3 separate regions of the Mus musculus genome follow, and all the other regions are linked to region 2. Evidence: chromatin loops called from intact Hi-C (ENCODE). Cell type or tissue: left cerebral cortex. All regions are shown on one strand.

Region 1 (8,000 bases), 80 kb after region 2:
AGCCAGCTGTCCAGCAGAACAGGTGGAAAGAGTGTGAGAGCCAGTGGCAATAGATGACTCCATAGAAACCGTCTTCCAGCCACAGCAGGACTAACGCACACATGAGCTTGCAAAGACTATGACAGTACACACAAGACCCACAGGTTCAAGTCAGACAGTGTCTTAGCACTGACAAGGGAAGTTGACACCAAGGCTCACCCCTAACCAAGAAGCTATTTGCGGTTGATACCTGTTGGCAAAAGCAAAATCAGTTTTCCACAGTAGAGTGCCCTGGGGCTATTGACCACACTCCAAGACAAGCCCACACCAAGGCACGCAACACAACAAGAACACAAAACAAACTTTGGTGAGCTTTTTGCTTGGCTTTGTTTTGGTACTTGTGGATTTATCGGGGTTATTTGTTTTGAGCTTTGTTTGGGGGTGGTGTTGTTTGGTTTTGAGGGAAAGATGTAGAGAGAGAATATAAAGCTGGTTAGGTAGGGAGGTGAGGAAGGCCTAGGGGAAGGGAAAAATCATCCAAATATGCTGTACATAAAATTTCAGTAAAGAAAAGGGCATACAGGACAATTAGTGATCATAATAACTCTTCAAGTTCACAACTCCTTCATACCAAGAAGTTCAAGAGGGGATGAACTAGATTAAGCACAGAAAAGGATTTCAGAGTCTTACATTTAAAAAAATAAATGGGGGCTGGAGAGAAAGAACAGGAAGTATGTGCGTATAAAGACCAAAAGGCAAGTTTATTGTGGCTCGCAGCTTGTTGTGTGATAACCAAAAACCATGGCACAATTTCCCAATGGAAACCTGACAGCAATGCGTAAGAACAGACTTCTGCATACTAGAAAGATCTGGGTAAGCCTCGGGAGCCAAGGGTGAAGGAAGGAAGAGGGCAATTGTAAGATGGTAACAGTATGTATCCTTTGAATTCTAGAAACAAGTCATCTGGTGATTAGTGGTAACCTTTGGGGGGGGGATGAGAGGGACCCGGGGACTGGGGGTGGTTCTGGGGTGCTCAGAATGTTCCATGTCATGTTTTTGGTGCCAGTCACGCAGACCTGTTTACTTTGTCATAATTAATTGAGTTCTTCACTCAGGAAATGTACACTCTGCTATATATCTGATATCCGAGTGTTGAAATTAAAAATATAAGACATTACACAGAGTACACATGGGAGGTTTGCTGAACTGAGGGAAAAAAAGTTCAATCTCTAAATTATACAGTATCTAAGACAGAAGAGGAGGAAAACTCTTTGTATGTCCCTTCCAAAACAAATTGAAACTTAATTACCCCTCTAACAGGGTGAACAGCTGGAACCTTGGGGTGAGGAAGTCACGGACTAAGGGTGTTGTCAGAGGGACAGACTAGTTATTCCTGGAATGGATCCCTAGATAAAGAATAACTCGGGTTGAGTTTCTCTCTGGTGGACATACGTGTGCGTGTCTTTACTGTGTGATGCCGTCTACCATTCTTTGATATAGCACAAAAGCTCACTCGAGATATTGGTGCCATGTTCTTGGATATCTGTCTCCAGAACTGGATGATGCAAATCTCTGTTCTTTACGGATAACCCAGTCTAGAGTATTCTCAATGTCAGTTCTACCGAGAAGAAGACTATGCTCTGTTGATGAGCACGCATGAAGGAAGTGGCCCAGGCAGAGCTCCACACCAGCATCTGAAATACCACACCACTGAGTTAGCAAAATAAGTAACCCACAAATGCTGCTGAAAATATGATACAAGTGAAGAGCTGTGCTTTGACATCAGATGGCTCCAAGCTTGTCCCTACCAGATGCCCCCCCCCCAAACGCACACATGTCTCCTTCATTAAATCATTTAAGTTTACTAGGCTTCAGTTTATGTATCTATGAAATCTAGGCAGGGACAGAACATTCCCATAGACTAGTGTTGAAGCAAATGATAGTGAGTCTGAGCCTTGCTTAGTGGGTATTTGGCACAGAGGTCTCCAAAGTTAGTCTTGACCGTGACTGAAAATAACCCAGAAGTACAGAAAAGACCATTTTGAAGAAGCAGAGAAGTTCAATGCCTTTCTGATGATAGAGGGTAAATCAGGTTCTGTCTTTCCAGTCCTTGAGAGAACAACCCCTAGAAGCGAGGAAACATACAGAAGTCAATCCGTCGATGCGTGTGACACTGGGGGCCCTGGATGCCTCAGCAAGGGAAGAAATGGTTTTCTGCGGAAAGCATCAAGCCAGATGGTTATAAATGAGAGTGAGCACACGGGCCTTTCTTAATGACTAAATTTCTTTAACTAAAAATCTAATTTTATTGTGGTATAAATCACACTTTCTTGAAGTAGGGAATTAATTTTAGATTTTTCATTCACTGTTCATAACCTTTCTATGAATCTGACAGCCAAATCATTCTAAATGTCATTTAACCAATACAATACAACGGCTTTATTCCTCGTTGTACCTTCCTGAATCCATTATCTCCACTATAATGTAGAAGAGCTTAAGTAAAAAGAAATTACCATTTCAAAAAGCTGTAGTTTTACTGTGCAGTTGAACAGCATAATCTTTATTTTTAAATCAATATAATGTGAGTGCTGAGTAATATTTTTCCTAATCTAGAAGTTCCCTGATACGAGAGAGAGAGAGGGGGGGGAGGGAGAGAGAGAGAGGGAGAGAGAGAGAGACAGACAGACAGACAGACAGGCAGGCAGGCAGAGTTTGAGGGCTGTCTATAGTGTTTGAACAAAGTACCTCCAATTCTCAGGAGAAGGCAGGTAGCGCCTTCCTCTGACGATAGTTGTGAGTCCCTGGCCATGTTTCCAACCATGCCTAGTTAGAGGAAAGAGTATTACGGGATGCAATGATTTCTGAGAAAATGTAGACTATGTGGATATGACAAGAACTTTCAACTAAAAAGTGCTGTTCTGGGAGGCCAGCTGGAGCCCACTGGCCAGCATATGCAGATTAGTAGAGGGTAGTCTGTCATGGACAGGCTGCTACTTCAAGGGTCCCAGTGTCCATGTTCTGATGCTGTCTCCCATGACAGCTCCTCTACCCAGCCACAGAGGGACTGAGGAAGCTTCTGGCATTATCTTTGCTCAGACCTTAACTTCCAGAGGATACTACAAAAGGAAACTTACTTTCTCAGTTTCTGAACCACCATGTCTAGAGGAGACAGACAGCCCTTTCGCTGATGAGACTCCAACATCCAGTTTCTCCTAACAGAGATGCTCTGAAAACCGAGGCTGCGTTAGCAAGCATCCTTGCACCTCCTCCACAGATTCATTTGAATTTTAAAAACTCCACTCCAACCTCTTTCATTTTTCACTAGCAAGACACCATTCTGCAATTAAAATCTCCTCCTGGACTGACAGCAGACAGCTAAATAAAGCAGTGTCTTGTGTGGCGTGTGTTCCAAGACTGGCTCCCACTCACTGAGCAGGCACAAGCATTTTGTAGGATCTCTCTCCTCTGGGTGGCTGAACTACAGGCAGAAGGAAAGCCATTGCACTGGGAGGCTTCCCAGCACGTGTGTCTGAAGCTTCAGAGCCAGGTGATAGAGAAGGTTGGAAAGTTATCTCTAAACTGGAGATTAGCTTGAGAGCCAAGCTAAAGAATCAAGAAGGCGGGAGCGGCTGAGAAGATGCCTTAGTGGGGCATAAGCTGGCTGAACAAGCATAAGGACCTGGGTCCAAAGCCATGACAGCCATCTTAAAGGCAGGTATGGTGATATGTATCTTTAATCTCAGCACTGGTGGGTTGCAGACAGGTGAACATGGTGTCTCACTGGCCAGCCAGTCTAGCTGAGATGGTGAACTCCAGGTTCAGAGAGAAAGCCTATCTCAGGAAATAAGGTGAAGAGTGATAGAGGAAGACATGTGACTGGCCTGCATGCTCACACACATGTGACACACACACACACACACAATGTGCTAGACAGACAGACAGACAGGCAGACTAGATGGATAGACAGACAGACAGACAGACAGACAGACAGCAGACAGGCAGACTAGATAGATAGACAGACAGATAGATAATAGGTAAGGAGCTATAGAAATAATAGATGGATAGATAGGTAATTAGATAATAGGTAGATAAGTTGGTAAGTAGCTAACTAGAAAATAGGCAGACAGACATAATATGTAGGTAAGTAGATAATAGGCAAGAAGATGGGTAGGGATAGAGATGATGGGGAAGGAGGTAAACATGAAACAGAGAGAGGGAGGGGAGAGGGAAGGAGAGAGGCAGGAAGGGATGGAGGGAGCAAGGCAAGGGAAATAGATAGATAGATAGATAGATAGATAGATAGATAGATAGATAGATAGACGGACAGATAGACAGACAGATAGACAGACAGATAGACAGACAGATAGAGAGAGTCAATCTTGGGGTTCCTATTGCTGTGATGAGAAACCATGACCAACGGGGAAGAAAGGATTTCTTTTACTCACAGTTCCATGTAACAGTTCATCATCAAAAGCAATGAGGGCAGAAACTCAAACATGGCAGGAACCTGGAGACAGGAGCTAATCCAGAAGCCACAGAAGGGTACTATGTACTGGCTTTCTTCATGAGGCTTACTCAACCCGCTTTCTTATAAAACTCAGGACCACCAGCCCAGGTATGGCCCCACCTACATGGGCTGAACCCTCCCCCATCAATCACTAATTAAGCAAGTACCTTACAGACTTGCCTGCAGCCCGATCTTATGAAGGCATTTTCTTAACTGGTGTTCCTTCTCTCAGATGACTTCAGCTTGTATAAAACTGACATAAAACTACCCAGCACAGACAGACAGACATATAGATGAGTATATGAGGACTTTTTTTCTAAGAGAGAAAGTGGACGTCTCCTGCCTTCTCCACTCATATAGAGCCTACTCAAGTATCCAAAGAAGTGCCAAGCCATGGGGCAACTGAGATATCAGTGAGGGGAGGATTCAGAGCTCACCTTCTTCTTCACAAGGAACAGGGTCACAGGGGCTCTCTGGAGTTAGGGAGCCTTGTGGGAATTCCTGTGGCCCCGCCTTAAAGTCAGGTCAAAATGGAAAGGTGAAGCTGGCCCGTGGAAGAGACATGAAGATGCTGGGGTAGCTGAGGGAGTTTTGACTCACATCATTGGTCCTGGCACCTGTCCATCAACCCTGCCCACAGGCTGCCTGGGCTGATGAGCCCTGTCTTGCTTACATACTACCACAGGAGCGCAAGGACCAAAGGGGAAAAGCTGAGCCTGTCTACATGGACAGAGAAAGTGGGATTACACTTAGCTAAAACACAAGTAGGAAGGTGAACAAATTCTGTGCACCTTCTAGTTCCTGTCTAACGACAAGTAGACCTATGTAAAGAAACCTGAGTTCACAAAACAGTGGAAAGGCTAAAATAACTAAGCCAGAGAATTTGAAGGGAGGCTTCACACACACACACACACACACACACACACACACACACACAGCGTGCGGGGATGGGGGCAGAGACACACAGACAGACACAGGGAGACAGTGGGAGAGAGAAGTAGCTCAATTCCAGGTTCCATCCCCAGCACCACGTAAGCTGGCTGTGATGGTGAGTGACCACAGTCCCAGCACTTGGGAGGTAGAGAAGAGGGAAGCAGGAGCTCAGGGTCCTTCTTAGCTATATAGAGAGTTTGAGGCCATCCTGGGCTACATGAAACCCTCTACTCATTCACCCCCTTACCCCCCCCCCAAAATCATGTCCATCTGATTTTTTTAAAGATTTATTTATTATATATAAGTACACTGTAGCTATCTTCAGACATACCAGAGGAGGGCCAATCTTATTACAGATGGTTGTGAGCCACCATGCGGTTACTGGGAATTGAACTCAGGACCTCTGGAAGAACAGTCGGTGCTCTTAACCAATGAGCCATCTCTCCAGTCCTGATTTTTTTTTTTTAAATCAAAGTAGTCTCTTTACTGGTGAGGTAATTTTCTGACTTTACTATTAAAAATTATTAAAGTGATAAGCCCATGAATAGCATTCCAGACTGCACACCTGGGAATATCAATTTTGCTAGCTCGATTAAAAAAAAAAACAACTGGGCAGTTACTTGGGCCACCAAAGTCTCTGATGGGTCAGAGATCTGATTTGATTAGCAGCTGCTATGTTGGCTGCGCTCCTGAGGGAGCCACCCAGATGACTCTTGATCCCATTTCCTTTTCTGTTCAATGGGAGACACTGCCCAGCCAAGATAAAAGTGGGAGAAATTTCAGAAACGACGGCAAACTCTGGAGACGTTCTGTTGAGAGATTTCTGACTGATCAGGGAAAGGGGAAGATGTCACGCTAAAGAGAGTGTGATCTGTGATGTTTCCAGAATCAGAAAGAAAGGGAACATGGGCAGCTGTCAGGCCTCTGGGGGAAAGGTGATCTGGATGCTGCTTTCTCATTCAAAAGTAGCAGAGGGCTGAGGAGATGGCGCAGTGGGTAAAGTGTGCGAGTGTAAGGACCAGAGATCAGATCCAGTGCTGGGCGAGCATGGCAGCCAGTCTATAATCCCGGCACATGGGCAGCCGAGATAGAGGATCAGGCTGGCTAGCCTAGCCAAGTCAGTGAGCTCTGGGTTCAAATGAGAGACCCTGACTCAACACAAGATGAGAGTGGTTAAGTGACATACTTGACATCAACCTATGGTCTCTTCATGCACATGTATGGATTTCCACATGCATCCACATACACATGAGCATACTTTCTGTGGTGTGGAGGTTGGGGCTGAGCCTCATGCAGTTGAGTTTGAGGTCAGCCTAAGCAACCTAGGAAGAGTGTATCTCAAAAACTAAGCCAGGTGTAGTAAGTAGTGTGTGCCTTTAATCCCAGCACTCAGGAGGCTGAGACAGGAGATCTCTATGAGTTGAAGGTAAGTCTAGTCTACACAGCAAGTTTCAGGATAGCCAGGGTTATGTAAAAAGACATGTCTCAAGAGAATAACAACAGTGGGACTCTGGTAACCCATATGCCTAGCATGTGTGAGGCCCTAACTTCCTCAGGCTCACAGGAAAGATAGATAGATAGATAGATAGATAGATAGATAGATAGATAGATAGATAGATAGATAGATAGGCAGGCAGACATAGATGGATGGATGGATGGATGGATGGATGGATGGATGGATGGATGGATGGGTATGGATGGATGGATAGATGGATGGCATAGATAGATAAATAGATAATAATAAATAGGCAGGCACACACACATATTAGATGATAGAATAGAAAGATTCTGTGATTTTAACTTGTAGATATCCATAAAGCTTTATTCAGTAATGTTTTTGCTTTCACTTTAAGAAGAGAGGCTAGTTCTACATGAGAGACCATCTTCCACAGCAAAGGCAGAGCCACCTCAGCTACAGCACAGAAACCACTAACCTGAACTGTCTGCGATCGATAGGCTCTCCAATCCATCACTCCACCCTCTCAGCAATCAGGGCTGAACAGTACTCCTGAAGGATCACGGAGAGGGCCGACAGGCACTTGATACCTGTATCTCTCTGACAACCCAACAAATTAAAACCTAATGATCATTCTGACGGGAAGAGTAGCCCATGTCTCCCTAGAAGAAGCAATCACTGTGCACAAGACTATCATAACAGTCCACAGCCTGAGGCTGTAACACAGCAACCCAAGGGACCGCCATCGCTCAAATGTCATTTCCACAAGTACGAGGCAGGCGGGCTGAGACACTGGCAGCAGAACCTGTGCAGACTCTCTCACCTCACACAGCCACGCCTGTGCCAAGCTATAGACAGCATCTGCCCATCCTGTGGTCCACAGATCTTCTATCCTCAGTGTGAGATCCAGGGATTCAAACACACCATTTTCATTAGAGAATCAAATTATACTAAGAACTTGTTAAGTGAATTGTCCACTGGACTTGTGGGACAAACTCTTGACTATTCCTTTTTTTAAAAAAAAACAGACCTGTTCCCACAAAATCACAGAGAGACCTTATATTAAATATTGCCCACTCCGAGAAGTTTTTTGTTTTTGCTTGTTTTGTTTTGAGATATGGTCTC
Region 2 (8,000 bases):
CTGAAGCCAGAGGTGAAAAACTGTCTGACAGCAGGTGACCTTGAGCCAGGGTTGAAGTAAAGACACAGAAGAGTTGCAGAAGCCATTATTAGCTTCCTGACTAGCCCAGATGACTTGATTCTATCAACCTGTCACCCTGAAAGGCCGACAGCTCAGTCCTAGAGGAAAGAACAAAGCCACAGATAAGATTTCAAGGGTTGAGCAGAGCAGACTGGAAACTCAATTTGGTGGACAAGAAGGGGAGGAGAGCGAAGCTCTGGTTTCTGATTCCCCCATGAGTTCAGATAATTCATGGGCCCAATAACTCACATATGCATATATACAAAAGTTCATACATACTCATGGTATATATCATATCATATCATATCATATCAATGTGTGCCCACACACTCGTGAGTGTGAAATTCCAGAGACTTGTGGAAGTCTGTTTTTCCTTCCATCACGTAGTTCCTGGAGATTGAATAAAGCTCACTGAAGTTCTGCTTAGAAGATTCCAGAAGCCTAGGGTAGGTGAGGGACAAGATGGGCAGGACACCAGCATGTTTCTTCAGTAAATGGGGATGTATCTACTGGGACCTGGAGAATGCCCACACAGAGGGCATTAACTGAATGAATAACTAAATGGCAGAGCAGTGCTCACATCTTGAAAATCATGTCAGACTTCTCTACATTATTCCCTCGGAGAGGGAGCCATCTTGATGGCCACTTTGAACCACTCTTTATCATGGTTCTCTTAGCTGAGAAGCAAGGGCTGAGTTGCCCAGTGTTGTTATGTGCGTGGTTGTGAGAAGAAGGATCGCTGAACATCGGAGAATTGAGATGGGCTGAGAATCAGGTTGAAAACAAGTTCACTTCCCCATCTCTGATCCCAGGGCCCCAAACAGTGTTTGGCACAAGTGAGGCCATTTGATAAGCATTTGTTGGATAAATATTTGCAGGAGGAGTGACAGGCAAGGTGGCTGAACAAACAACACACATTGCAATAGGGTTCACCGAAAATAAATTAGGCAGGCTTAGGACAATCAGGCAATACAAATATTAAAGTTTTTTTTGTTGTTGTTTTTGTTTTAATAAATATGAATAAAGCAGCCCAGTGCTCTATTTAAGGTATTCCCTTGTAAAAGGCTGGAAAAATTCAGGCACTTTGGCTACTTCCTAAGGTCAACCAGAAGGCTTCTCTGAAGGAGCTCAGGATCCATGTTTGCCAACTAAGTGGGTAGTGCCCCCCTCTGTCTCAAATTAAAGCAGACAGCAGGAAGAGACGCCATCCAACATGGCTTTCACACTGTAGGTGCTGCCCTGCAGCCTGTACCTGCCATCCCCGTGTGGGTACCCTCCCTGCCACTGCAGATACACTCCTCTTTACTGAAGATGTGTGCTGGTGTTCCGCCATCATGGCCTACACCCTCCCTCCCCCAGCCCCACTCCCACTCCCACCCCGGCCCAGGGCTCTGAGAACCTTCAAAGAAGTGAACCACACAGGCAGTGCCAGGGCACCCCAGGAAACCCATGAAAAGGGCCAGGACTGCTGAGCAGGAGTCTTCGGCACTGAAACGGTCTTAGCTCTTGGCCCAGGAGTTGTGTTTTTGTCCCAGGCTCGCGTTCTCACTTGCTTTCTCTCAGAAATGGTACATTTCATAACCAGAGTCCTTCAGTCAAGGACCACAACAGCTGCCTGACTGCTAAATGCTGAGTGTTTCATTATACATAATGGGCTCACCTACGTATGAAAGCAAGAAACCGGTACACGGAGAACAGATCAGCGAGTGTGAGGGCTTCAGCCAGTGTGCCCACTCTGCCTCAACGTCTGCTCGCGGCATCGTCTGTCAGCTGAAGACCTTGACCTGGCTGTGCCTGCTGAGAAGCTGGGCAGACGCTTTGGGAGTCATAATTTTATCCACTGACTATGGAGCTCTTGGGACAAGTGTCTGGCACAAGTCCTGGATGCCATGATTCAGACAAGAGAGGAGGTAAAAGCTCCAGTCTACCTACCCAAACCTACGAATTATGACACTGGACGTAGGCTCTGGGCCATGATAGCTAGATATACACTGTCTCCTTAGATCCTCACAAAGAGGCTACAAGGTGGGTACTGTCCCTACTTGCAAGCGGGAACGCTGAGGCACAATGGGTTTATTTAATCTGTGTGAGGACATTAAGCTAGTGAGCAATGGAACCTGGTTTCCCAATTCCCAATGCTCCTAGCTAGCAGAGGACAGCCTGCACCAAAGTGCAAACCTGGGAGAGCCCGGCACAAAGCAATCTGACACCTGACAGCATTGCATATTCACTGAGCCCATGAACCCCCAAAGACTCAACAGTCAGCCACATGAGACCTTGCTTATCACTATATTAGAAATTACCTTTTGAACCCCCCCTCGCCCCCCGAGCATGGGGCCTGCGCACTCCCAGGTCAGGGTGTAGTAGCTTATGGTATCAGGTGGTACCTTCCTGTCCACTCTGTGATTAATGCATGACTTGGGAGTTCATTACTGGCCCATCCCAGCAATGTCCCCAGCCCTCCCTGAGGCTTACTGCAAGATCAATTTTCCCAGCAGAGAGAAAACTACAGACTCAGCTCCTGCCTAGATTTTTATCACCTGCTCCAGGAGAACTGGGGGACAACTGAACAGTTTAAAGGCAAATGGGAACAAAATGTAGAGCACGTTACCAGGGATACCATCTTCACAGACCCCACACAGACCTTTCTGGCATGCAGGAAGAAACATGGTTCTGATCCCCAGTATCTATGGTGAGTCAGCAGAATGGGCTTGGCTTTAGGGTTGGAGTCCACACTTGAAGTCCTGTGGCCACAGGACCCTTCCGTGAGACAAGGACAGGAAACCCAGCACTCCAGCAACAATGATGTCTATACAGCTCTGTTGGTGAAAACCTTCCCAGAAGCCACTAACAGTTTCAGCCATTTGTACTTTTGCTACTTTGTCTTCTCTCAGTTCAGTTCAAGGTGACCTGTCATCTTGATGATTAAGCCTGGTATGCATCCCTGAAAATTCCGGCATGACCATAGAATGTCTCATAGTCAAGGATGCCTCATGCTTTGCCAAACCAGCTTTAGTTCAGGCTCCTCTGGACCATCTCCACCTAGGCTGGCATCTCTTGCAGTGTAAGTGGCCTGTAAGGGCTTGAGTCCCTAGAGTAGGATGCTGCATTAGCTTGCTTATCACTGGGAGAGACTACTGAGCAGGAACATCTCGGGGCAGGAGGGACTTATTTAGGCTCACTGTTTCAGAGGGTTCAGTTCACAGTCACTTGGCTTTGTGGGCTTGGGCTGAGCATGGCGGTGGAGGAAATGTGTGGTGAAAGAGCTTACTCATCAAATAGCATCCAGGAAGCAGAAGCAGACAGGAAGGGCCAAGGAAAAATATTCAAGGACAACCCCCACTCAGTGACCTACTTTCTCTCGCTAAGCCACATCTCCTAAGGTTTCTAGAATCATCCAAAGTGGCACCACCAGCTTGGAATCAAGCTATCAGCATACGTGTCTGTGTGGGCACTTCATACTCAAACCATCTCAGATGTGATGGCTCCCCCGCATTCCAAGAACCCTGCACTGACGCGCATGAGCACCCTTGGTACAGACTTGAAGAAGCCGAGGACAAGACACAAGGTTCCTATGTTCGCGTGGAGCTCCTCCGTGCTCTCAGTGGTTGAAGACATTACAGTAGTTTCTACCGTATTTGCAGTTCCCTCTAAGGAAAACCACCTCAGGGACAGAATCAGCTTAAAGGATGGCTCAAGCAGCCATTTTTGTGCCTCGTGACTGCCCATGGTGAACCAGCTAGCTGGAACAGGGCTTACTCTCTATGCAGGGGAGGAAAATTCAAAGACTCTTTAGTGACACATTACCAAAAGTGAGCAAAGCCAGTTAGAATCAGTGTCTTACATTAAACTTCAAAAACCAAAATCCAAACGGCAAATTTAACCAGTTTTTTCCCAGAATTGAAACTAAAAGGAAGCTCCAAGGATGGTCTTGAGGTAGCCAGGTATCAGAGGGGACACAGAAAACATCTGCCCTGGGTACTCAGAGGCTGTGATGTAAAGAGATGGGGCAGAGGGTACATTGGTAGCTGGAACGGATGTGGTAGGAGAAGTGAAGATGGAGCCTAGCAGTGCCCTGCCAGGATGAGCACGCATGGCAGGGGAGCTGTTTGAGCACTGGAACCTGGGAGTAACCACTTTGGCTCTAGTTCTAGTATTATGGCTCTACCCAAAGTCAGAGCTTCCCGCCCGCCGCGTGCTGTTGTGTAAGGCCCCTGCTGACCTTGCTGCTCCCTCAGGCTACCCCCCACAGTCACCCCCAGTGTCTGATGGTGGCAATAAGGTCCATGCAGGGCATCTCTGAGGACTCACGCTGAGCAGAGCTGTTGGTCTCTCCAGGGTCTGAAGCCTGCGGGACCTGCTCTGCCCATGTCAGCCTCAGCCTCAGCTTTTTTCTCAGCATCAATGAACCACACCATGACTCCCACCGGGGTCCCCTCTTCTCTCTGCTGAGCAATCTAACTTGTAGCAAAGCTCCGTGATGAGCACACAGATAATTTTCGGCTAGGTCTGAGGCTGAGACAGTTTTCCTTAGAGGGGCTCTGGGTGCGATAAAGCTACTGTAATGTTGGCAGCCATTGAGGAGCAGAAGGGGGAACCGCACAAATACAGCAGCCTCGTTCCTTGTCCTCAATCTTAATCTATTCTAGATCCTCAATGGGCATCACAGACACACACAATGCTGGTAATTAACAAAGCGTGTTACCAAGGATCTACGGGCTTCTGCGAAGGCCTGTAATCTCATAACAATTTGGAGACTTGGAGCTTAAACTCAACAACAACCCAGTGCAATGTTTCAGATTATTTTTAAGCGGGGACTTAACGCAATCATGTGAGTACGTTTTCAAAGAATTTCACACAGCAGATTTTTAGGATGCATGTCATTCAATTATGCTTCTACATATGGCGAGTGATATTTGAGGCAGCTTGCGTGTTTTTCAGTCCTCTGCATTATAAATTATGTATCGTATGCCACTAAAAGATAAATGTGTACATTGGCTCTCATATATATATATTTAGAAATGCCCATCTTCTCAGGAAGAAAAGCAGTGGGTTTTACAAGGGATTTTCCATGGCCTGAGCTGCCAGAAGGGGAGGCTTGAATGAGAGGTGAAGCCAGGAAGTGTGTGAGCTGTAGTTTTATACAACTTTTATCTCAGGTGATGTGCACGCACACATGTGAATGCTGTTGCCCATAGAGGCCAAAAGGGGGTGTCAGATCCCCTAAAGCTGTAGTTACACCGATGATTGTGAACCGTCAACTCAGGACCTCTGCAAGAGCAGTATATGCTCGTACTGTTGAGGCGCCTCTCCAAGCCCTGACTGAGGTTTTCTACCATCTCCTCTCCCTCCACCCTGAGGCCTGCTCCTCTGTTCCTTGTCTTCTGTAACTGTCAGTTTGTTTTGGTGATGCTTCACCCCAGCTATTAGCATGGTGCTCCTTGGTATACATGCATTCTCATCATTTAGACCCAAGCAGGATGGAAATGGTTTTCTCTCCATAAATATCCATTACTTGTTATTTCATACAAACAAAGGTTACATGATACTCTTTTGTCAGAGAGAGCAACAGTCACCCCTAGAACAAGAAATAGCACCCTGAATTCATGCCAATGAAGAGACACTGTCAACTGTAACCTGTCCTGTGCCCATGGAAGAGACAAGGGAAGGATGCACCTGGGTAAATTGGATGGCATGTGGTAACACATATCCATTGCCTGTAAACTAAAACATTTCCTCCTGGAGGGAGGACAGAGGTTCCTAAGACTCCAGAAACACAGAAAGTTACAAGATTCACAAGCACCCCAGCTCTAGGCCACAGGGGCAGTAAATACTTGCTAGGGAGAGAATACGGTTTCCAGTGGAGCAGCCTGCAAGCGGTACAGTGAGCACCAGGAGTGCTACTCCCGTGAGTCTTGCTCAGGCCCTTTCATCAGTGTAGTTTCCTTTGAGTCAACCACACTCCTATTACTGGGCCCCTCCATGTTCTTGTAAGCAGTCTCTCAGTGAATTTACTGGCTAACCAAGCTAGACTAGGGTTGAACCATTTTTTTGATCTACTGTTATTGTTCACAGCATTGGAAAAGTCTCACATTAAGAGAGAAGTCCCATTCCAATGCCAATGGAAAGGAGGGTAGCGAATATGAACCCAGTAGGCATCCTGGTTGTCTAGGGGGCAAGATTGAGGGTGCCCATGCACCTTGACCACATGAATGAGAATCTCTTCCTTCAGGAGTAAGCCCTGAGGCAGAAGAACAGGGTGGGGGTAGGTCTAGACTCCATGCTCAAAGAATAAGAAAATGCCAGCTCAATGAGTCTTTCCGAAAGTGATCTATTTTAGCATCTGAAGAAAAAGTTAAGAAAACTTCTGAACCCCCAACACAGTGGAGAATGTTGCAGTGGTGGTATTCACTTTTAGTCCTAGCACTTGGGAAGCAGAGGCAGGCAGATCTCTGTGAGTTCAAGGCCAGCCTGGTCTACAGAGCTAGTTCCAGGACAGCCAGGGCTACACAGAGATACCCTGTCTCAAAAAACTAAAGAGAGAGAGAGAGAGAGAGAGAGAGAGAGAGAGAGAGAGAGAGAGAGAGAGAGAGAGAGGATGGATTGGGGAGAAGACATCTGTTGAGGGGAGGAGGAAGAGACAAGAGGACAAACAGCAGAGCCGGAGAGAGTAGCACGGGGGAGGAGGGTTGGAGAGCAAGGAGCACTGCAAGAGGCACAAGTGCTCTTATGCAATAGTCATTGCCCATTGCTGTGGAGCCACTAAAGCACAGCCTAGACACAGGCAAAACTAGATCAGTGACACAGAGGACAACTGCTCAAAGCTGTCCCCAAATGCAGCAAAGAGAGGAGAAGATGGGGGCAGGTAGGAGAGTCCTTGTCCTCACTGTGATGGCAGGCAAGGCAGGAGCAAAGATGTCACAAGTAAGAACATGTCTTCCCTAAAGAGCAGAGCACCATTGGAAGGTTCTTTCCATTCGTTATTGTGGAACACGTTGAGTGACATAAACCCATACTTACTTATCCAAATAAAACACTTCAGTAACAACAAGAAAGAACAAGTGGTTCTAGCAATTTAGCAAGGAAACAAAGGAACAAAGAGATTGTGTTGTTATTTTGCAGAAGGAACAAAATCAGGGCTCCCTTAGACTGCTACTGCAGAACACAAAACACTGGAAGACAATGGACTGATATCTATATTCAAATGGGAAAATAATTCTATGTAAGAGTTATAGGAGGGGAGGTGTCCTTTGTATACAAAAGTGTTGTTATATTCTTAGATCTGCAGCATTTGGGCTAAAATAACACTTAAGTGCTCCTGATTCAGAACTTCAGGGGACAGATGATTAACGGAACCCAAGAGAAGAAAATGAACACCTGGAAGGGAAACCTCCACAGACCAAGCAGCTCAGCAAGGAAGAGGTAAAATCTAAATAAGTAATGTGCTTGCTTACAGAGTGAAGAAACTGCCAACACTTTTTGAAAATAAAGACTAAGAGGTTGTTTTTGTTTTTAAATTTATTTGGCCCTAAACTTGTAACAATAATGACAATAATAGAAAGTAAGAATTGGTAGATGTGGGGGGAAAGTGGGGGAACATGCTAAGGTTTATTCAAATGAATACTGTGATTCAAATCCTAGAGTTTCAATGGATGTGAGAATTGGAGGAAGAGAAATTCAAAAGGTGAAGAAACCCAGACACTATAAGCTAAGAAATCTGCCCAGATCTCTACAATTAGAAACTAGGATGTCTGACCAGAATTCACACGTAATGACTCTGTCAGCACACCGTCTCAGTAGTTAGAGACCCATAAGTTCTTCTGGACCACTGGGGGACAGGTGTTAGGCCAAATCCAAAAATCATTCCCAGTGCGTTCCTCAGGAAGAAATAACAACCTGCCTCATCCCAATGGGCAATGCTTAGAACAGAAACGCATGTG
Region 3 (8,000 bases), 440 kb after region 2:
ATCCTGCTCTATCTGGCCAGGATGGAAGCGGTAAAAGGCTTGGGACTGGACACTGCCCATCTGTCCCTCTCTTCCAAGACTGCCTCATCCCTGCCTGTCCCCTAGGGAAGACATTATCCACACCTGTCCACAGCTCCGGCCTCCTGACCACACTGTCCCACTGAGGCAAGGAACCAGCCAGCCATCTTCCTCAGCCTCTGAGCCAAGCAGGTGCTCAGGCTGTGGGGTCTGGGTCAAGAGAAACATAAGGTACAGAAGCCAATTGTCACCTGTCACCAAGGGCAGCTCTCCTGCCTCTTTCAGCACCGTCTGGGGGCTTCTGACCTATTCTCCCTCCTCCTTCTTCCTTGGGGACAAGCTAAGCTCCTGCTTTTGATTTGGGACCATCCAGCCTCAGACAGAGGGAGCCATTGCTGTCAGGAGTGGGTCTGCATGCTGTCTGTTTGTGACTACTGTTTGTATTTACAGCAATAACACGTTTCATGCGTCAGAGGAAAGGTCTGTCACTGCAGGAAATGAAAGGCAAATGAATAACTGTGAAAATTATAATGTGGTTAAACAGGATGCGTAACTGAAGGACTAATAAATGAAGTACCTTCAAAGCCTGAAGAAAAAAAAATGTCCTTTAAAAGCAAGCGTATAAGCCAAGTGAGGTAAGATACACCTGGAATCCCAGCACTTGGGGTGTGGAGACAGGACGATTGGTAGTTTGAGGATATCTTTGGTTACAGAGTGAGTTTAAGGTCAACCTGGGATACAGGAAACACTATCGCAAAAAAAATGTAAATAAAGAAAGAGATTAAGAGTCAGGATATGGACTAGGGAGATGACAATACAGGTAAAATTTTTGTCACCAAACCTTATGACCTGAGTGACCCACAAGGTGGAAGAAAAGAACAGACTCCTGAAAGTCATCATCTCTCTCTGTCTCTCTCTCTGTCTGTCTGTCTGTCTCTCTCTCTCCTATCACCCTGCTTACTCCTGATCAGACATTTGTTTGTCTAACCCCTCTAACCCTTCCATCCCCTTTTCTAAGACTCTGCCCATTGGGGAGGTTACAAGGGTGGAGGGCAGATATGAAGGGGCAGGGGGTTGAGTGGGATTAGGGTGCATGATGTGAAATCCACAAAGAATCCATACAAAGTTATAAATAAATAAATAAATAAATAAATATTAGGAAAACCAGCTGCTGGGTAGGTGTGTGTCAACTTGACACCAGCTAGAGTTATCTGACAGGAGGGAACCTCAACTGGAAAGATCCATAAGATCCAGCTATGAGGCATTAGTAATGGGGTAGGGCCCAGCCCATTGTGGGTGGGGCCATCCCTGCACTGGTGGTCCTGGGTTCTATAAGAAAGCAAGCCAAGCAAGCCATGGGGAGCAAGCCAGTAAGCAGCACCCCTCCATGAACATCAGCTCCTGCTTCCAGGTTCCTAACCTGCTTGAGTTCTCATCTTGACTTCCTTTGACGATGAACTGTGATATGAAATAAACTCTTCCCTCCCCAAGTTGCTTTGATCATGATGTTTCGTCAGAGCCATTGTAGCCCTAACTAACACATCTACGCTATACAATCCAGGATGCCCTGCCTAGGGAATGGTGCCATCCACAGTGTCTTCCCACAAACTTACCAACAGGTCAGCCTAATCTAGGCAATGACCATTGAGACTCTGTGCTTCCCAGATAACTCAAGACTGTCAATTTGACAATTAAAAACAAAAAAACAAAACAAACAAACAAACAAACAAACAAAACCTGCCTTTTTGATCATCTGGCTTCCATATTTTATTGTTCCCCAACATGAGTTCTACCAAACTTCAGCTTTTGGTCCCAACCATTCTGTTGTTTGATTGTGAACGGTACTGGTAGGCACCCAACAGGCAGTGCCGTTCTGAATCGTAGAAGTTTTTAGGATTAAGTGAATCACCTGGGATGATGGTGTGGCCCCACTTCCTGTCTGTCCTTTCCTTACTGACTGTAGACACCGTGGGACCTCAGGCTCCTGCCCCGTGTCTTGCCACACGATGGACTCTACTTCCCCTGAAGTGTAAACCAGAATAACTGTAAACCCTTCCACCTGAGTCAGGTATTTGGTCACAGTAATGAGAAAAATTAATACATATTCATAACTTTCTAATATACCTTACCTTTTGCTCAATTGATTTTTATAAATTTTGACACTTTTTTTTTTCTTGGTGGGGATGGAGGAGTCAGAGGACAATTTGCAGAATTCAGTTCTCTCCTTCCACCATGTGGATCCCCAGGGAACGGACTCAGGTCACAGGCCTGGCTGCCAGCACCTTTACTCACTAAGCCACCTCATGGGCCCAGTCACTTCACCTTTGCGTGGTCACTGTCTTCCTTCTTCCACTAGGATGTGGATTCCCTGGGGATGGCCAGTTGGTTCACACCATTTCCCAGCACTTAGACCGTGCCTGTCAAAGTGCAGTCTCCAACCCACAGTGTTCACTTGTCACTTGCTGATGTGGCCATGCCAGGATCTAGTCTGCACCTGGGACACCACCTTCTATAAAGATGAAGAGGGAGTTCCAAAGCAAGTCTGCTCTGAACCACATGACATAGAGAGCCCCCATCTTCAGGATGGAAGCCATCTGGGTGTCCCTTCCCAGAATGGCCTTCTTTAGAATCTCCTGCCCACTGCCCACTGGTGCACAGCAGGGTCCTTGGGACACAGAGCTTCCCACTACCTTGGTCAGCTCAGACTGTCATACATAGCAAAGCACCAGACCAAGGGTTTCAACAAAAGCTTGATTTCTCACCGTCCTGTAAGCTGCAAGCCTAGGGTCACAGTGCCAACAAGGCAGCTCTTAAGAGGTTTTCCGGGCTTGCAGGAAGCCACATGCCATTTCCTCTCACCTTTGAGGGGGGGGGGGGGCTCTGGTTTCTCCTCTTAGAGAGCACTGTCCCTGGCCCGAGGGTACAATCCTCATGAGCTCAGCTAATCTTCCCACTATCGCCATGTAAAGAGGCCAGAAGTCAGCACTGGACTCTGCACGGCATTCAGTGTGCTGCAGCCTCCTGGAAACACCAGATGCAAAGGAGAGTACTTGATAACTGTATGACGTAGGAGATGGGCCACGAAGCGTTTACATTTATGCCACACTCAGGTTTTGGCCCTCTCTCTTGATGTCCTTTGCCGCCGGGCTCATCTATATTTCTGTTAGCCTGTCTATAGTCGCCAGCCAACAAGATCTCCCTGCCCCCCAAGAATATCACCATACAAACTCACAGACTAGGGAGGGCCGGCTCAGGTCTGGATATATGCTTGGCAACAAAGCACAGTGGTACAATGTTGATGCAGATGTTCTGTTACCCAAGGAGACCCACTTGGGCCATAAATCCCAGCTGGAAGATGCCCAAAGGCTGGAGGGGCCGTGTGTGGGGAGCCACAGAGCCACGTGAGTGGGTGCCAGGGCCAAGCAGATTGTCCCCCAGCGCCTGCTTACAAGGCAGCCCATGCAGATGAGCTCTTTATAGACATAGATTCTGCTTCCATACAAATGTCTGCGACTGTAGCAAATAAGGACTGGGAGACACAAAAGCCTACTCAGTTCTGTGGAAGGTGCCGCCTGGTGTTTGGAGGCGTCCCTGAGAGCTGTGTTAGCCACCTGTCAGGAGTGGTGAGGGAAGCAGACGGAGCTCTTTGGAGAAGCATCAAACAAGTGTGGGGTGAACCTGCAGGGAGAAGGTAAAGCAGTCAGGCCTTGGGAGCTGTGGGCGGGAACGTGGGCGGGAACCTAAAGATCTGCCGCTGCTCCAATGGGCTCCTGGAGAAGTTCCATGGCTACAGGAGTCAGCTCCCTCCTCAGCGTGCTCCCTCAGCACCTGTCGCCTAGGGAGCTGTGTTTTGTGGGTGGGTGGATTAGTTTGCTTATGATAGGGTCTCACTATGTAACCCTGACTAGCCTGGAACGCTCTATGCAGACCAGCCTGGCCTCAAACTCACTGCGATCCCGCCTGTCTCTACCTCCCGTGTGGGGCTGTATTAGTAATTTACTCATGGTTTCTGTTTGTAACAAGACACCTGGCAAAAGCAGCTTAAGGAAGGAAAGGTCTACTCTGTCTGAGTGCAGTTCCTGGAGAGAAGCACAGCAACAAGGATGGGAGGCAGCCAGTCACACTGTGCCCTCGTGAAGGAAACAGGGATGAACGCTGGAGCCCAGCTCAACCGGTTCTTTTTATTCAGATCATGATCCAAGCTCTGGAGAAGGTGCCAGTGACATTCAGGGTGTCTTCCCTCTTCGTCTAAACCTTTCTAGAAATACTCAGAGAAGAAGCCAAAAGAGTGTTTCCAAAGGTGATTCAAACTCCAGTCAGGCTGACAGTGATGATTAACAGTCCCAAACAGCCTTCCCAAAACCATGAAGAACCGGAGTCCAGACAGACTATGGCCGGAGCTCATGCTGTTACTCTCTGGTTTCCAACCAGGTCCTCCCCTCCTTAATATCATGGGCTGGGAATGGTGACCGACATGGGGCTTTTGCTGAAAGGAAGAAACCATGACATCCAAGTTATCCACTGTGGGAAGGTTAATACCAGGATAAAGAGGGGGAGGCTGGCTTTGAAGATCTTAAATTAAAAGACAATAAAGGACACAAGGAAGTCAGTGGAGATCAGTAAGATGGCTCAGCAGGTATGGGAGCTTGCCACCAAGACTAAAGATCTGAGTTCGATTCCCAAATGCACTGGATCGGAAAGAACCAACTCCGGCAAGGTGTTCTTGACCACCATATATGTACTGTGCCACGGATGTGTGTGCACACACACTCACAAACTCACACACACACTCGCACACACTCACAAATTCACACACACTCACTCACATACACTCACACACACTCACAAACTCTCTCTCACACACACAAATAAATATGCTAACAAAAAATTAAATAGTTTTGGATTTTTAAAAAGAGCCCGCTTCTGCAGCCTCTAACTCTCGATGATCCAGCCTCACTCTCCCAAATGCTGTGAGCCCCCACGTACGGCTGGATTATTTTTTCTTTCAAGTGAAAAAAAAGCTTCACTGTCTTCCTCCACACCGTCAGCCTGTGTCTCCTTAAAGCAACAACCTTTTTTTTTTTTTTCTGGCTTATTGATTTGATCAGTATTTTGTGCCTCTCACCCTGACCTAGGCATGTCTGGGGGGAGGGGCTATGTTGTGGATATAAGGGACAGAACTTCTGTCCTCCTGGAGCTTATGATCCAAAGACATTCTGAGCACACACACACAAGTAAACACATGGATGTCAACACCAAGGTCTCCACTCCAGAGAGGAGTGAGGGATGTTTGAATGACAGATGAGAAGAGGGAACACAACAGCTTTGAGTCATAGGCAGGTCACTTGCACTGTAGCTTGAGGAAGGACAAGGTCCCCATCAACTATGTCCTACACCAGAGGAGGCCATGCTGGTGACAGCTCCGGATCACCATGACCCAGCCCGGGATCACAAATAACGGAGGCTCGCTCCCCTTTGCCCACAGTTCGTGGCTTCAAATTCACTTCAGGAGGGAAGGAGAAAGCCAAGGGTGTGGGAACTGGGGATTCCCAGACTCAACAGCTCTCAGATTAATTTTGCTTTCTGATTAAAATAGAAATACAAGGACTAGCAGAGAGTGATATAGAGACCCTCGTACCAATCGATGGACTTGAAATTCCAGTAAAGATCTTTTTAAGGTAATTTAATGAAAGTCACTTTATATTCTCAGGTTTGGACATACAAAGACCCTCAAATTCCAGCTGAGCCCGGGGACCTATGCAAGCTACAGATATGAAGAACTGGAGGACCACCCAGCAAGACTGCCTGGGGTGCCTGCCTACTTAGAGTCAGGCATTCAATCGTTATTTTGCACTCTAAGTTTTGGGTAGAAAACTCTAACACTTCCTTCATCCCTGAGACCGCATCCCCATCCTCCAAGGATGGGAGTCTGGTGTCTCAGCTCGGGCCAAGCACCACTTACCCTGTATTAGTGCCCAGAAACTAGGAGGCTTTAATCAACTGGAATCTGGATGCTAAGTCCCAAGTCAAGATGCCAATAAAATCCCAGATGGAGTCCGTTGTCACTCACCACCCAGCTTCCAGTAAGGACCATCTTCCTCTGACACCTCGCTTCCAATATGGCCAGCCATCCTCCCCTGCCACCTAGCTACTGGTACAACCAGCAACCCTCAGCTCAGACACTCCTGCATTAGCTACTATTCTCATTGCTGTAACCAAATAAACACCTACCAAGAAACAACCTATGGGAGGAAGGGTTTATTTTAGCCCACAGTCTTTCATGGGCGTAGTAGTAATAATCTCTTCCATCAGGAGGCAAGGAGTAAACAAGAATTGAGTCCAGTTTATAAAACGCCAAGGTCCACCCCCAGTGACTCTCTTCCTCCACCTGCTGAAGGTTCCACAACCTTTCAGGACAGCACCACCAACTGGGGACCAAGTATTTAAACATATGGGGGACATTTCACATTCAAACTACAACTCCCAGCTACCCCCATTTGCCATGACCTTCCCATGACGTGGTCACTGATGCAGGTTGACCCTCATCCAGCCCCACTTTGTTTTAATGAACTGCAGTAGCCAAGACCCTATCTCTAACAAGGTCACAGTCTAAAGCATTAGGAATTGGGCCTTTCTCTTTCACAGTGACATCACCAACTCACAGCACCTCTTACCCTGAGACGCTTCTCAGCATTGCAGTTCACTCTGCCCCTCCTTCATCGATCTCTCAGCTTTAGCAGGAGGGAGAACATCTGGAAAGATGGACAGAAACTTCACCAGCTGCTGGAACTGCCAAGAGCCAAATTACTGTGGTGACAGGATTTGACCCTCCCACATGCCAGACTCCTCATGGCATCTCTGCTCCTCTGGGAGACAATGAGAACTATGCTGGCTAGACACAAGCTAGAGCCATCAAAGAGGGAGCCTCAGTTGAGAAAATGCCTTCGTAAGATTTCCACATAGGTAAGCCTGTAGGGCATTTTCTTAATTAGTGATTTGATGGAAGGGGCCAGCCCCTTGTGGGTGGGGCCATCCCTGGGCTGGATGTTCCCGGTTCTGTAAGAAAGCAGGCTGAGCAAGCCATGGGGAGCAAGCCAGTTAGCAGTACACACACCCCCATGGCCTCTCCATCAGCTCCTGCCTCTAGGTCCCTGCCCTATTTGAGTTCCTGCCTGATGTCCTTTGATGATGACCAGTGATGTGGAAGTGTAAGCCAAATAAACCCTTTCTTCCCCAAGATTTGTTTTCTTTTCATTTCTTTTTTTTTTTTTTTTTTTTTTTTTTTTTTTTTTTTGGGCATGGTGATGGTGTTTCACTACATAATAGAAACCCTAACTGGGACAAGAACCCTCCAAAGTAGACCACATGACACAGGCTCTTTTCTGGGGCTACTCGAGCAAGGCCTGCGGCTCAAAACGTTCCGATGCTACAGCAATCTCTTGCCAGGAGAAACATTCCAGTGGCTTAAAGCCCAGCTGTGAGTCACAGCAAGCCCCTCCTCCAGAAGATGCTCTGTCCCTGGTTCCAATGACATTTTGAATTTCTCTTCTCACCACTGCAGATGTAGCAGGTGGAGGTGGACAGGAGCTAAACACACGCAGAGGAAGTGTTAGGTGCAACAGTCCTGAATTGGAAGCGTTCAGAACACCCACCCAAAAGATGGCGTGTATGAAGAAGTCCAAAAAGAAAGAGTGAGCTATGGGAACAAAGCCCCACCCTCCCACCCAAGACATAGAGTCAGCCCACTCCAGATGGCCTTGTTTATCTCACACTGTGCTGGGCTGTTTGTTTATTTTGTTTCTAAGTTCCAGCATTGACATTTGTAGACTCCAAAATCTTAAGCAATTAATTAGCCTCTGTGTGTTCGCCCCTGTTCCATCCATGGGCAGGAATGGTGTCACCTGACAGGGGCTGTGAGCAGATTTGGATGAGAGCTATAGGTAATGTGTTCAGCATCCCACTGAATGGGAGGGAACTGTAGA

The links. Peaks named below come from ENCODE experiments on the same cell type or tissue, not always from the same donor. Only the 100,000 strongest peaks of a DNase experiment are listed, where the experiment ranks them.
Region 1: it touches region 2 in a loop (2.9-fold over the local background); 2 of 42 quality-filtered maps call a loop at or near these places.
Region 3: a loop joins it to region 2, with 2.0 times the contacts of the local background. A loop is called at or near these places in 3 of 42 quality-filtered maps.

What each region holds. Positions count from the first base shown.
Region 1 is chr11:52,789,872-52,797,871 of GRCm38, reverse strand. All of the region lies in intron 2 of Fstl4 (follistatin-like 4), which reads right to left. Among named protein-coding and RNA genes, the nearest start is that of Fstl4, 29 kb to the right of the region's middle. In left cerebral cortex, no CTCF peak of the experiment used is centred here; a DNase peak (open chromatin) is centred at 3,339; H3K27ac peaks cover 586 bases.
Region 2 is chr11:52,869,979-52,877,978 of GRCm38, reverse strand. The region is part of intron 3 of Fstl4 (follistatin-like 4); the gene reads right to left. Among named protein-coding and RNA genes, the nearest start is that of Fstl4, 110 kb to the right of the region's middle. RefSeq lists an enhancer at 1-955. In left cerebral cortex, no CTCF peak of the experiment used is centred here; DNase peaks (open chromatin) are centred at 1,708, 1,888, 3,557 and 4,904; H3K27ac peaks cover 440 bases.
Region 3 is chr11:52,433,071-52,441,070 of GRCm38, reverse strand. No RefSeq gene overlaps it. Among named protein-coding and RNA genes, the nearest start is that of 9530068E07Rik, 41 kb to the right of the region's middle. In left cerebral cortex, a CTCF peak has its summit at 3,586; DNase peaks (open chromatin) are centred at 6,947, 7,106, 7,546, 7,920 and 1 more place; H3K27ac peaks cover 754 bases.